Linked DNA regions of Homo sapiens: all the other regions are linked to region 3. The links are chromatin contacts, found by Hi-C or POLR2A ChIA-PET in ENCODE. All regions are on one chromosome and are shown on one strand. The core of a region is the stretch at or near the end of the contact, and the rest is flanking DNA. Distances in the headings are between cores, read along the strand shown. Region 1 holds the start of DYNC1LI1 (dynein cytoplasmic 1 light intermediate chain 1). Region 2 holds the start of CMTM6 (CKLF like MARVEL transmembrane domain containing 6). Region 3 holds the start of UBP1 (upstream binding protein 1).

Region 1 (4,285 bases), core at 382-2,881, 870 kb after region 3:
AGTGACAGGGTCTTGCTCTGTCATCCAGGCTGGATTGCAGTGGCATGATCACAGTTCACTGCAGCCTCGACCTCCTGGACTCAGGTGATCCTCCCACCTCAGCCTCCTAAATAGCTGGGACTATAGGCACACACCACCACGCTTGGCTAATTTTTTGTAGAGCCGGGGTTTCGCCATGTTGCCCAGGCTGGTCAAGAACTCCTGGGCTTAAGCAATCTGCCTGCCTTGGCCTCCCAAAGCGCTGGCATTACAGGTGACAAAGAATTTTAGCTCCAAGAGTTCTTTAGGCCCATCACTTCTAGAGGTTGGTCAGATATTAATGGTGTGAAAGGTAAAGAAAGTCATTGATAACAATTAACATGTGGTAAGCGCTTAAGATTTGCCAGTCGTTATTCTAAGCCATTTTACATGAATCATCCCGTTTAATCTCAATAACAACTCTAAGTTCTTTTATCCTCATTTGACAGATAAGGAAACTGAGACTCACGGAGGTTAAGTAAATTGCCTAAGGTTACACAGCCAGTAAACTCGAAGAGCTAGACCTGAACTCAGATTTGCCAGCCTCCAAAGGCTTCCAGACTTCTAACCGTAATGCTAATATATAGCAAATAGTCTTTAGTTGTGGATTTTCTCACTAGCATAACAGCATTGATCAGGCCATATTCTAGCAAGTGATTTTCAAATATGAAGTGACAGAGATAACATACAAAGGCCAGGCAATTTTAAGCAAATGCTCTTACAGGTGTACTAGGACAGAGCCTTAAAACCAATGACTCCTTCTAAACATGGAGTTCAGACATTCAAATACCTTTACCTAGTAAAGTTCTAATAGAAAAGGAGTTATTTTAGGGCTAGTATAAGTCCATCCATGTATTCCCAGTGTCAACTGTGCTCGACGTAGTAAGTGTGGAATCAATGTCTAGTGACCGGTTAGATGACCCGCATAGTGGATCTTTTCAAATCTCACATGGAGGATCTCATACAAAAACATTAAGAACATTAAAGCAAGCCCTGACAATAATTTTTAAAAAATAACAGTCTATTTCCAGGGTAAACAATTACTTTGTCACGCCGCTGCTTAGGGGCTCGGAGAACCTGCTTCTGATGTGGGTCCAGGTTGAGGAACACTTCGCCACTTGAGAACGCAAATAAAGTCCAGAAATCCAGGACCACAGCAATACTCCAGCCCAGGGTTGCAGGGCAGCCTCTTTACCAGCCGGGCGACCCATTTCTATCTTGGCGCCGGCGAAGCGCCGGTTTGGGCGGGGGACCGCTCTCAGCCTGAACAGTGGGTGGGCCGGCAATGACAATGCAGGAATTCCGCGCAGGCCGCAGGGTTTGGGGACCTGTCTGAAGGGTGGGAGGGAGCACTTTTCACCTGACACACCCAACCCCCCTGCCGCAGCCCAGGGCCGCGGATGAGCGGAAGGAAAGCACTTCCATACTGTCAGATCACTGGGCTTCAGTTGCAGCATAGCGGCCCACCCCGCCGCCCGCGTACGCTCAGCCCCTCAGCGCCGGCCAGGCAGCCACGCACGCGCAGTCCGTTCTCGCTCGCTCCATCAGTCCTGGCCCGGCCCGGGGCCCCGCCCCCGCAGGCCCCGCCCCGCTCCCGTGCGCTGAACGCCCCATATCCGGGTTCCCGCCGCCTCCACCGCCACCGCCTCAGCCGCCTCGCACATTTAGTCTTGCCGGGAGTGGTGTGATTCCCGACCAAGATGGCGGCCGTGGGGCGAGTCGGCTCCTTCGGTTCTTCTCCGCCGGGATTATCCTCGACTTACACTGGCGGCCCCTTGGGCAACGAGATAGCGTCGGGCAACGGTGGCGCCGCGGCAGGCGACGACGAGGACGGGCAGAACCTTTGGTAACGACTCCACCTCTCCCTCAGCCCCCGCTGGCTCCCCCGGCCTTGCGCGGACGCCTCGGGATCCCGTGCCCGCTGGAGCTCGGCGCCGGGCCCGGCCACTGCGTTCCCGGCAGCCCCATCCCCGGCGCGCCGAGGCCGGGTCCGTCCCTCCCGCGCTGCGGCTCCGGCCTCCGGCCTCACCGTACGCCTTGCTTCCCGTTAGGTCCTGCATCCTCAGCGAGGTCTCCACCCGCTCGCGCTCCAAGCTCCCTGCGGGGAAGAACGTGCTACTGCTGGGTAAGTGTTCCCTGCCTCGCCCCGCCCCGCCCGGCCCCCAGCGGCCCGGGGTACCTGGTCCGCGGGCTAGCTCGCTGGCTCTCTTTGTGCGGACAGCCGGCCCAGCCCCGCCCCGCCTCGCCTCCCGACCTGTCGCGGATGGCTGGGAGAGAAGGGGAACACGAGACCCTTGACCCAGGACCTGCGGGGACCCGCCCTCCCTCAGGTTCCTCCTCCTCCTCCCCGGTATATGGGGGTGGCCCTGACAGCTTCCCCTGGGAAGGACAGAATTCGATCGCTCATCTGAGGGATTCTCGTGGCCTGGGGTTTATCTAGAAAATGACAGGTTTTCTTTCATCACAAAAATTGGTAGCAGGAGGCTCTTTGCGAGAGCTGCAGCGCAAATGGCATGCCATTAATATTTAATAGCTGACTCTTTGTATAATTGACAGAAGCTAGAACTAAGACCTGGCGATAAATGTTCTTGATTCAGCGTTCTCTGGTACAATGTGCTCGTGTTGCAGCTACCTTAACTGTCACATATAATTCTGAAATTTGTAAAGGGCAGTAGAACACAACTTTCTAGTTAAGTCTTTTCAGCCAAATGGATGTAATAAGGAGAAACGGTCCAGTGTCAGTTCTCCTGATTGTTCTGTATCTCCTCGGCTCTCTGGAAGTTGTGTATTCTGTTTCTTTAGTGACTCTGGGGGTGGGGATAGAGGACTGAGGGAGAATAGTTCGCAGATTCGCATTTTTCTAGGCTTAGCTCCTGAATCATTTATAGGAGAAATTTCTCTATATAGCTCTTTACATGCGAGATAACTGAAGTTTGGCTTATACGATGATTAAATTTAAAAACTTTGGTATTTGGTGTCGGCTCAATACCAGAGTTTTTTGTTGTTGTTGTTGTTGTTTTGGTTATATCCATCTAAAAACAGGAAACAAGAAGTCAAATACTACTTGATAGGCTGCGTGGTTAAATATGAATGTTTACATAGAAAAAATTACTTTTTTAATAGACTGCTGCCAAGCAAGAATATATGATTATTGATATTCTTTAAAGCTACATGGAGCTAGTTGAAAAATTAGTTTTTACCCTTGTTTTTAATGTGGTTGAAAGCACCTACTGAAGATTAGCCTGGATTGAGTCACTGCCCTATCACATATAAGCCCTAGGATCTTAAGCAAGTTGCTTGACATCTATAAACCTCAGTTTCTTCATCTTTAAAATGGTTGTTATAGAAATAATAATACTTGCCTCTAGGGTTGTGGCGGGAATCAAATGAGTTAATGTTTGTATCGTGGTAATATTTGCAAGTGATACTTTGTCATGGATTTATCTTAAACTGCATTAGAAAATATTTGTGATCAGAACTTTTTAAAAAATTGAATTAGTGCCTACATAAGTGATATTCATAGGGCAAAAATAAATTAGGATCCAAAAGCAAAAAAAAATTGTATAATATATTTTTAGTTTACTAATTTAAACAAATTACTACTCATTTCTAAGGTAAAATGGATTTAAGCTCATATGACCTCATTGAAATTGATTCTATTTTAATTAAATATTTGGAAACACTGTCATGGTAAAGGTAAGATTCAGTAGTTTTGTTCTTATTTTATACATTTTGTCCAGTTATTTCTGCACATTAGATATTGTGTAGATGATTCTGTTTATGGTAAAACAAAAGTGGCAGTTTTGTTCATTTTTTGGTATACCTAATTTGCACTGAGGTTGTGCCATTTTTTTTTTAACACCCCTTTGACACTGGGTCTGTGCATGGGACTGAGTGTTCTTAGAGGTCCCAGCCTCCTTCACTCCACCATACAAGAATAGATTAAATTTCCTTTTTTATGAACTTAATAGTTCATAAAGTGCATCTAATATCAGGTAATATGAGCTTGAAATTTAATATTTTTCTTTCAGTACTATTGGGATTTTCATCAGAGAGTCCTTTTCAGCTTTGGAAGGAGCTAATAACTGATTTGTATACTGGTTACAAAAATAGAGTTAACTTTCTAAAATACCCCTGAAGATTTCTTACAGACATTTCACCGTCACATATGGCAGCATTCACTCTGTGCTGGTGGAGGAAAGAAATACCAAATAGGGATTGTGGTTTTCTTTGTTATGAGTTTGAAGGTGCTAGGCAGGAGGATGCT
Region 2 (4,699 bases), core at 511-3,010, 940 kb after region 3:
AGTAGCTGGGATTACAGGCACACGCCACCACGCCCGGCTAATTTTTGTATTTTTAGTAGAGACGGGGTTTCACCATGTTGGTCAGTCTGGTTTCGAACCCCTGACTTCAGGTGATCCACCTGCCTCGGCCTCCCGAAGTGCTGGAATTACAGGCGTGAGCCACTGCGCCTGGCCTATCACAAATCTTTTATCCATCTCTCTAGTCATCAACTCATCTTAATTTTGGATGAATTTCAAAGGAACTTTTAGACATCAGTAGTGTCTAATTTGGGATGATAGTGACTTGAAGAATAATGGGGCAATGAATCCTTGTAGCCCTGGTGAAAATACAGTGGCCTTCCTTGTTGGACAGAATTGGTGGCATCTTGGCCTTGGGAGGACATTCAGAGTGCATGTAATCAGAGACAGAAGGGTAGTTCTGGCTGGTTGTAGGTGGCCCCTGCAGGGCAGTATCTACTTGTCTCTATTCATTTGAATGGGAGCTTTTGTTTGTTACTGGAAGAAGAAAGGGAGGTTTGGGGCCACGGAGAAGATGTAGCAGCTGATGGCAGCAGAAACCCCTTCTCTCTTCCATGGGTTTTGAGACTCCAATGGAGAGATGAGTTAGAAGCTGACGTTTTCTGGGTTAGCGTTTAGCAGCAAGGTTTCGAGTCAGACTGCTTAGGCCTGCATTCCAGCTGCTCCTGGCTGTTTGACCTTGGATATGATTTCAGCCTCTTGGCCTCAGTTTTCTCATTTGAAAATGAATGTAACCGACTTTATACTGTCGAACCTACTTTATATTGTTGTGAACATCCTGTAACTCAATCAACTTCAGTTGCTAAAATATAATTACATTCCTTGACAAGTTCACACAAAATTAACATATGTGACTGTAGCAGTTGGTGACCAAGAAAGAGAAAAAGGAAATGATTTTGAAAAGTGAGCCTAAATGGAATTTCGGGAGACGCGGGAGGGAGCGATTCTGAAAGTCCTTACAGACAACTCATTGTACTTCAAATGAAATACGAATTCTTCCCTTGGTCTGCAAGGCCTCCACATTATCTGGCCTTTGCCTACATCTCCAACATCTCCTTTCCTCCCGTACTTATTCCTAGCGACACAGGCCTTTGGGCTTCAGATTGAGTCAAACTCATTTGGTCCTCGGGACATTTGCACTTTCGTGAAAGGCTCTCCCCAGAACTTTACAAGCCTGGCTTCTCACACTTTGAGTCTCATTCAATTCAAAGATCATGGTCCTCAGAGAGGCCTTTCCTGACCACTCAGTTTAGTAGTGGCCATTTAAGTAGAGCACCCAATTCTCCATCCTTTTTTCCTTCTCCTTCCTCTTCTCCTCCTCCTCCATCTTCTTTTTTTTTTTAATAAATTTATCAAGCCACCAGAAATGCTGAATCCATTATTTTCGTATCATATTTTCACGTCACTTATCACTATCTGAAATTGCTATCCATCTGTTTTCTTGTTTATTGTCTGTCTCTGTTACTAGGGATCCTGTGATTTTGGGTAGTACTTGGCTGTCACCCAAGTACCTAGAACGGGGTTCACTGCACACCGAAAGTACGCAAAAATACTAAGTGAATGAATGTCAGGAGGATGAAAGATGGAGGGAGGTGAGAAATCCATCAAAGGCTCACAGAAAGAACTCAATTCTTGGATGAAAGTCGGAAGAATCCCAACAGCTAACAAGCAAATTTGCTGAGAGGGGGCGGGGCGGGCCAAGGGCGGGGGCGGGAAGGGGCGGAGTCAGGCGGAAGCCGGGGAGAAGGCCCAGGAAGTGACGGCCGCCTCCCGGCTACCGGGGACTTCTGGAGTCCGAGAAGTCAACGGCGCGGTTGCTGCGGCCGCCGCGCTCCCCGGCCCGAGGCGATGGAGAACGGAGCGGTGTACAGCCCCACTACGGAGGAGGACCCGGGCCCCGCCAGAGGCCCCCGGAGCGGCCTCGCTGCCTACTTTTTCATGGGCCGGCTCCCATTGCTCCGGCGCGTTCTCAAGGGCTTGCAGCTGGTGAGTCCGCGGTCAGGGAGGGCGAGCCCGGGCTGGGGAGCGGGGTCTGGCCCGGGCTTGGGAGGCCGCCGAGCTCCTTCGTTTCAGCTTGGTTGTTCAGTAAAAGGAGGTTTCCACACCTCTAGTTCCTTCCCTCTCAGCCTGGGGAAGGGGGCGTTACCCTCCGCCCTTCCGCCGGGCGGCCCCTCAGTCCCAAGGCTCTCCCCATCGGGATCCCACGAACTGGGGCCACCCAGCCTGTTAGGCGGGCTCAGGAAATGCGTCGGAGACCCAAGTCAGCCACTTCAACATCTTTCACTCATCCTCTATGGCGACTTTCCTCTCTTCTCTCTGCTGCTACCCTGCATTATCGCCCACAGTGCCTGTATTTAGACTGTGAAGCGCTGTTTATCTTTCTCTGGCTCTTGCGGTTTTCCTGCTGCGAGCCCATGGGGGCAGTTTAACTTGCTGGACAAAGTCCTGCGATACCACGCGTGGCATTGAGATGTGTGTGTATGTGTGTCCGGTAAATTGTCTTCTAAAAGTTTTATATTGACTGGAAAAGAATTATTTCAAAATTGAGCAATATGGGTTCTAAGTGGAAAGTCAAAAGGACAGCTTTTTGTAAGTATGTGCGGATAGCTGAACTAGGACATGGTATGCATCTTTCCATTTTATTGAGTTTATTTTAAGCAGTTGAAGTACCATAAACCTGTTCGTGAAAACATCAAAGCATCTTTGAGATTTAAATTATTCACTTTACAGTCGTGTTGGCTCCTATGTACTGTTCCAACCACTGATGGTTGAACCAGTTTAGGAAAAATAGAAACAGTTTAGGTTCTATTTCTGCAATAGAACCAGTTTAGGAAAAATCCGAATGCTTATGATGTTTATGAGTTTTGTCTTACTTTGTTTTGTTTTTTAACCATTCTAAGTAAAAATTAGCTCATTGGTTTCCTTGGAAAGAACTTAAATTCTTACAACTCAAATGACCCGAAGTTAAATTCTTAGAACTCTAGTGACCTACTTTTATTGAATAGAAAAACAGAAGTCGGAAAATCGGCACTGCTGTTTAGCGATCAAAATGATCACATCTGCTGATGACTGGGAAATCATTTGAAAGCAAGTGATAATGTGGCCTATGGAACCCAGTAGGATCTGGCCTTATCTTTCTCCCAGTCTCCCTCTAGGTGGTTCCACACTGGCCACCTTTAATTTATTACGAGGCATCAGGGGCTCTTTCCTGCCACTGTTCCTTTGCATAAGCTGTTCCTTCTACCTTCTTCCTTCTTCCTTCTCTTCTCTTGTCAGCTGTCACATGATGATTTTTAGGTATTAGCTGTATTTCTCTGCAGTAAAGCTAAAATTTTCTACGTGAATAGTAGAACTCTTTAGAACAGAAAAGAATATTCATCTGAAGCTTTTTTTTTTTTTTTTTTTGAGACCGAGTCTTGCTCTATCGCCAAGGCTGGGGGCAGTGGCGCAATCTCGGCTCACTGAAACCTCCGCCTCCCGGGTTCAGGCAATTCTCGTGCCGAGTAGTTGGGACTACAGGCACGCACCTCCATGCCCGGCTGATTTTTTTTTTTTTTTTTGGTAGAGACGGGGTTTCGCCGTGTTGACCAGCCTGGTCTCAAACTCCTGACTTCAGGTGATTTTCGCCCTCCGGGCCTCCCAAAGTGCTGGGATTACAGGCGTAAGCCACTGCGCCCAGCCCATCTGAAGCATTCTTGCTGCTCGAAAAAAATCATCTGTATTGGTTTGCTGCCCACAAAATCTCCTGTTTTCAGTTGCCTTTATTATTTTCTTTCTAATAAAAAGTGGCAAAGCTAAAGTAAATTTTCTGATTACCTTCTTATAGTTTAGTAAACTGTAGTTTCGTATCTTTGGAATAGAACATAACCAGTTTCCTTCCTTATTGCTGTTATAGAAGAAAACATGGAACACAACCAGAAATTTTTGTGGTAAATGTTATACTTGGACACAGAGAAGATGAATTTGCCTTAAAAGATCGTTAGACTATTATTAGTTCTCCATCATTCATAAGAAGAAATGGAGAAAAAATAAAAACTAATATCTCTTTATGAAATCCATTTATTTGTTTATGGGGAAATTGTCATGTTACAGGAATGCTTTCTTTAATGTGGAGATTTAAAAGTACTTTTTCATTACTGCCTTTCACTTTGATGGTTGTCTTTTTGTTCCTTTGTTTGTTTTGATAATGTCTTATCTCTTCACAGTAACAGTATATTACAGGAATTATCCAGCAAGTCCCAAGAAGGTTACATATGAAGTCGGTAAAAGTTGTCTTCCAGCCTGGGGCTATAGGCAAGGTCTTTGCCTTAACTCAAATTCTTCCTTTAGATAGATTGGTTGTTTTACTTTAAATGTTTAATTTTTTTAAAAAACTAAACAGAATTGCGAGCTCCAGTAAGGAAACAACTGTAATGGAGAAACCCGTAATCAGAAGAGGAGGTGTTTTAACAAGGGACCTGCAAACCCTGTGAAATTTTATTCAAAATATTGTACACTTATATGTTTGAGTATATTATTCTGGACCCATAAATCTTAACAGAATCTCAAAGATCCTACAAGAGAAAAGCCTGCTCTAAAACTTAAAAACCAGACATTGTGTATATACTTAGGAAATTCTTACATTAGAGTCTTCGGAGGTTGAATTGAATTACCTCTGAGGTTCTTTGCACTCTTAAGGTTT
Region 3 (4,582 bases), core at 1,359-3,858:
ATCACGAGGTCAGGAGATCGAGACCATCCTGGCTAACACAGTGAAACCCTGTCTCTATTAAAAATACAAAAAATTAGCCTGGTGTGGTGGCGGCCGTCTGTAGTCCCAGCTACTCGGGAGGCTGAGGCAGAAGAATGGTGCGAACCCCGGAGGCGCAGCTTGCAGTGAGCTGAGATCGCACCACTGCACTCCAGCCTGGGCAACAAAGCAAGACTCTGTCTCAAAAAAAATTTTTCTTTTGTAGAGGCAGGGGTCTCGCTCTGTTGCCCATGCTGGTCTCAAATTCCTAGCCTCAAGAGATCCTCCCCTCTTGGTCTCCCAAAATGTTGGGATTACAGTTGTGAGCAACCATGACCAGCCAACACTTTTATTTCTATCCTCCAGAACTCTAATTTTTTTTTTGTTTTTTGTTTTTCGTTGTTGTTGTTTGTTTTTCTAAGGACAGGGTCTCATCTTGTCATCCGGGCTAGGGTGCAGTGGCACAATCATAGCTTACTGTAGCCTCAAACTCCCAGGCTCAAGTGATCCTCCTGCCTCAGTCTCTCTCAAGTAGCTAGGACTACAGGAGCGTGCCATCATGCTCAACTAATTTTTTTTTTCTTGTAGAAGCGGGATCTTGCCATGTTGCCCAGGCTAGTCTCCCAATTGCTGGCCTTAAGCCATCCTCCCAAGCTTTAAGTCTTGGTCTCCCAAAGCGCTGGGATCATAGGCCTGAGACACTGCCCAGCCTGAGGCTCAATTTCTAAATATTTGACCCAGTACTTCCTTAGGGCACAGCCTGATTGAAAAATTGATGGTAGCTTGTACTTTTACACTCTCTCCAAAAACCAGAGAATTATCTTCCCCCAATTCCATTTCTCCAAATTTTCCAACAACTAATAGTAGGCCTGGCTAATCTGGTTATAGACTAGGTTATGCAAGTGAGGTGAGATCATGGAATGAAGACATATCTGAGACCCCCAATGAGACCAATGTTTCCCTTGACTATCCAATTGTTTGTGCAGATTTATTTGTAATAGTGGAATGGAGCTTCCTGAACTGATGGCCAATCTAATGTTTTCGCCTGGAATCAGAGAAATCTGGATTAGTCAAATAGCCCCGGTTTACCTGCTTACTGTGTGACCTTGCACTGTGTAATCTTTACACATTTTCACCTGAATTACCTCATCTCTAAAGTATGGCTTTATCAAATGAAATGTTTGCAAAAATGTTGTGTAAAGAGAAAAACATTCTCCAAGTTAATTTGTGGTTTTTTTTTTTGGAGACCGAGTGTTGCTCTGTCTTCTCCCGGGTTCAAGCCTTACTCCCGCCTCAGCCTCCTGAGTAGCTGGGATTACATGGGCGCGCCACCACATCCAGCTAATTTTTGTTATTTTTGGTAGAGACGGGGTTTCACCATGTTGGCCGGGATGGTCTCCTGACCTCAACTAATTCACCCGCCTCGGCCTCCCGAAGTGCTGGGATTACAGGCGTGAGCCTGTAAGTTAGTATCTAAATCACACAGGCGTTGAGACTATTTTTTTCTGGCTCAGTGCCACTGCTTTATTAGGCTGACATTTTAATCTATGTATTTTTGCACTTAAACTGGCAAGTTGGGGCGGGGCGCTCAGCATTTGGGTCTTATTCTTAGGCAGTAAGTTCGATGCAGGGCGAAGCCCGGGCCTTGACGTTCTCTTCAGCAAGGATTCCGCCCGTCAAGCGCCAGCAGCCGCTCCTAAGGAACTCTGATCCGCACACTGGCTCTGTAAGTCAGCCTCTGGCTCCTGCTTTCTATTTCATCTCTTCCGGTAAAAAGATTTCTGTCTTTTGGCCGCAGTGGCGCGTGCCCACGCTAGGTCGCTGAGGAAGACCCTTCGGGCCTTCTGAGCAGCGTAGCTGTTACTGTGGCACGTCCTAATGGTTCGGTCCAACTTCAGGAGACCGCCTGCCCTTAGGATGACCAACAGCTAGTTCAACTCAGGATAGCCAAGCTGCTCTCGGCAATGCAACCAATAGGGGAAGTCTTTCCAGAGCTCTTTCTCAGGAGCGTTGATTGGCTTATTCTCACGCCAATCAAGGTTTTCTGCACAACTGGCTTTTCTGTCACCAGATGGGGTGCAAACCGCTCACTCCCTCGGTAGAGAGGGCATAAAGCAGAGACGACCGGGAAATACCACAGAGGAGCAAATCACCTCCGGAAGTGGCGTTTTGGGTCGCTTTCTACCATGCAGTCCAATGAACTCTTTCTTTTGGCAACAAATTCCGTCTTCGAGCCCGCCCAAGGTGAAGAACATTTTGATTGGTTGTTTAGTCGGGGGACACAGAGACTCACGGGAGCTTCGTCCAAGCCCTTGCAGGTATTGCTCAGTTGGCCTGTCAATCATCTCGCTCGCTAGAAGGGGCGGAAACTGGCAGCCCTTTTGGCACCGCCTCTTCCTGGGCTGCTGTGCGGGGACGCAGCGAGGCCACCCCGGCTGGGAACAGCCGCGTGGGCGGGGCCGCATTGCACTCTCTGGACAGTTCCTGGGCCGCGAGGCGCGGGGAGTGGCCCTAAGCGCGGGGCTGTACGGGGAGGGCCGAGGCGTGGGGCGAACGCCGGGGCGGGGTCGGGGCGGGGCCGGGGGAGGCGGAAGCGGCGCGTGAACCTAAGTCGGAGTCGCGTTGAAGCCAGCGTCCGGCCGGCAGAGCGGCGTCGGCGGGGTTGGCCGGGGCGGTGTGGCGCTAGAGCCTGGGCGGGCCGGGGGCAAGGAGTCAAGGCTTGGGGGCGGGTGACGGGCGGGCGGAGGGCTTGCCCCCGTGTGGTCCTCGGAGCGGCCCGAGGTCCAGCCTCCCAGCGGTCCCGGAGGAGGATGCGACCGGGGGGCCCCGGGCGGGGCGGTCGGCGGCGGCTGCAGCGCTAGCGGCGCGGGGGCTGGGCGGCGGCGCCGGCATGAGGCGCAGGGCCGGTGTCCGCGGGAGGGTGGCGCTGCCGGCGGCCCGGCCGCTCCCGCTGCAATTGCTCGCTGGGCTCGTCGTGCCCTGCCAGTGGGGCCCCCGCAGCTCTCGTCCCGGCCGCCGCTGGTGACCACTCGCCGCCCCTCCGGAGGCTTCACCCGCGCCCTCCCCCAGGACGCGCCAGCGGAGCTCCGGCTCCTTCGCCCTGGACGCGGAGGCCGCGGTGTGCGGGGCGACGGCGAGGCCGGAAGATGGCCTGGGTGCTCAAGATGGACGAGGTGATCGAGTCCGGGCTGGTGCACGACTTCGACGCCAGCCTCTCGGGCATCGGGCAGGAACTGGGCGCCGGCGCTTACAGCATGAGGTACTGGGCTCCCTGGGCGGGGAGAAGCCTCTGTCTCCTTGGGGAAGGCCTGCGCAGCCCTGAGTCTCTGCCAGATGCGGCTGCTCCCAGAGGTGCGCGGGCCTCCTGGGCTGCGGGGTCGGAGTCCTGCCGCGTGGCGGTCGGGGGCCATGGAACCCCAAAGGCCTCTGCTCGCCCTGGTGACGGGCGGGTGGGGGAGGATGGCCCCGCAAGCGTCGGCCTCGGACCGCTCCTGAGTGCTTCATATTTGCTGTAAAACACGCCCAGCTATTAGGATGGCTTGGGTTGGTGGGGGAAGGGGCTTCTTTTCCTTATAAGTGATTTACAAGTCCCATTGGAGCTAGAATACACTGTACGAAAAGGCAGCACTTATATTGGGAGAATACTGTCTAGCGTTTTGGGATCAGTTCCTACTTTGTTGTCCTACATTATGATCTTTTCTGGCTGCAGATTTTAATCACTTGATGTTAGTAAATTATAATTGAAAGAGCAGCGGTGGGAGTAGCACTGTGACTTCGTTTTGTTCTTTTGATTGTCTCAAAGTGAAGTTTCTCATTTTGGAGACTACCCTCTCAGGCTGTTTCCTCTTGAGGGTTTTAAGATGCAGTGATTGCACCACAAATAATTGTTTAGTCTCTGCTGTCTGTACCAGCAGTCATTCATTTTAATATGGAGAGATTGAAACAGATCTGAGCTTAGTCTCCGCCCTTTATCCTTTTTAACTGTTAGGAATTTGGAAACTCTGTATTTTTTTAGTGGCTTTATTGAAATATAGTTTACCATAGCGTTGACTTGACTAATAAAGTCTAAAAATCAGTGGTTTGGCAGCTTTTCAATAATGTGAATTAAGTGTAGCTTTCTGTTCTTTAGAAAATGTCTGATGTTTTGGAAGTGCTCTACAGTTTCCCAGTAGCATTCATACATCTTACTGCAGCTCTAGAGGAGGACTTCTGGGTTAAAGCTGGCCTGGAATCTTGGTGGCTGCTCCTTGAAGTAATTGGGTCTTTAAATCTTAAGGAGAAATTCTGAGCCATAAAGAACTCTCAGAAAGGTTGGAGACATTTCTTGGAGTGTGGAAGTGAGTAGTGGAAGGCATATTAAACCTGGAGTTCCCCAGCGTCTGGCTCTGATTTGGTCTCTGTTGGGCTTCCTGAACTTGGCACCTCTTCTCTCTGCAGTTGTATAACTTAAGGCCTGTAGATGAGTTGGCTTATTTTCTAAAACAGCTGTTTCAGTTGTTGAGGAAATTGAGCTACTGAAAGTCATGGAGTCACCCCAGAGGGGAGTATTAGAGGCAGTGCTTCT

What was found. Hi-C counts contacts between places; a loop is a spot of excess contacts on that map. ChIA-PET counts read pairs that join two places held with the same protein, here RNA polymerase II (POLR2A). Pooled maps may share reads with other maps.
Region 1: a map of B cell shows a loop between it and region 3 (25-fold over the local background). The contact joins the promoter of DYNC1LI1 here to the promoter of UBP1 in region 3. A Hi-C loop is called at or near these places in 6 of 168 maps with a recorded cell type or tissue (B cell, CD4-positive, alpha-beta memory T cell, CD8-positive, alpha-beta T cell and 1 more), 6 of 37 single-sample maps with no recorded cell type and 17 of 50 pooled maps. POLR2A ChIA-PET finds 5 or more read pairs at or near these places in 1 of 52 experiments (MCF 10A).
Region 2: a loop to region 3 is called in a map of naive thymus-derived CD4-positive, alpha-beta T cell, with 10 times the contacts of the local background. The contact joins the promoter of CMTM6 here to the promoter of UBP1 in region 3. A Hi-C loop is called at or near these places in 1 of 168 maps with a recorded cell type or tissue (naive thymus-derived CD4-positive, alpha-beta T cell), 2 of 37 single-sample maps with no recorded cell type and 13 of 50 pooled maps. POLR2A ChIA-PET finds 5 or more read pairs at or near these places in 2 of 52 experiments (GM12878 and activated CD4-positive, alpha-beta T cell).

Annotation. Positions count from the first base shown.
Region 1 is chr3:32,568,204-32,572,488 of GRCh38, reverse strand. It overlaps DYNC1LI1 (dynein cytoplasmic 1 light intermediate chain 1), which reads left to right and starts at 1,631. Exons shown (of 13, transcript NM_016141.4): 1 at 1,631-1,864; 2 at 2,070-2,143. The coding sequence starts at 1,719. RefSeq lists silencers at 1,434-1,693, 1,874-2,363 and an enhancer at 1,638-2,423.
Region 2 is chr3:32,499,913-32,504,611 of GRCh38, reverse strand. CMTM6 (CKLF like MARVEL transmembrane domain containing 6) reads left to right here and starts at 1,760. Exons shown (of 4, transcript NM_017801.3): 1 at 1,760-2,004. The coding sequence starts at 1,867. RefSeq lists silencers at 1,660-1,749, 1,820-2,049.
Region 3 is chr3:33,438,431-33,443,012 of GRCh38, reverse strand. It overlaps UBP1 (upstream binding protein 1), which reads left to right and starts at 2,608. Exons shown (of 16, transcript NM_014517.5): 1 at 2,608-3,277. The coding sequence starts at 3,165. RefSeq lists enhancers at 1,630-1,919, 2,130-2,319, 2,651-3,150 and silencers at 2,470-2,629, 2,690-2,799, 2,850-3,169, 3,400-3,449, 3,369-3,603 and 1 more.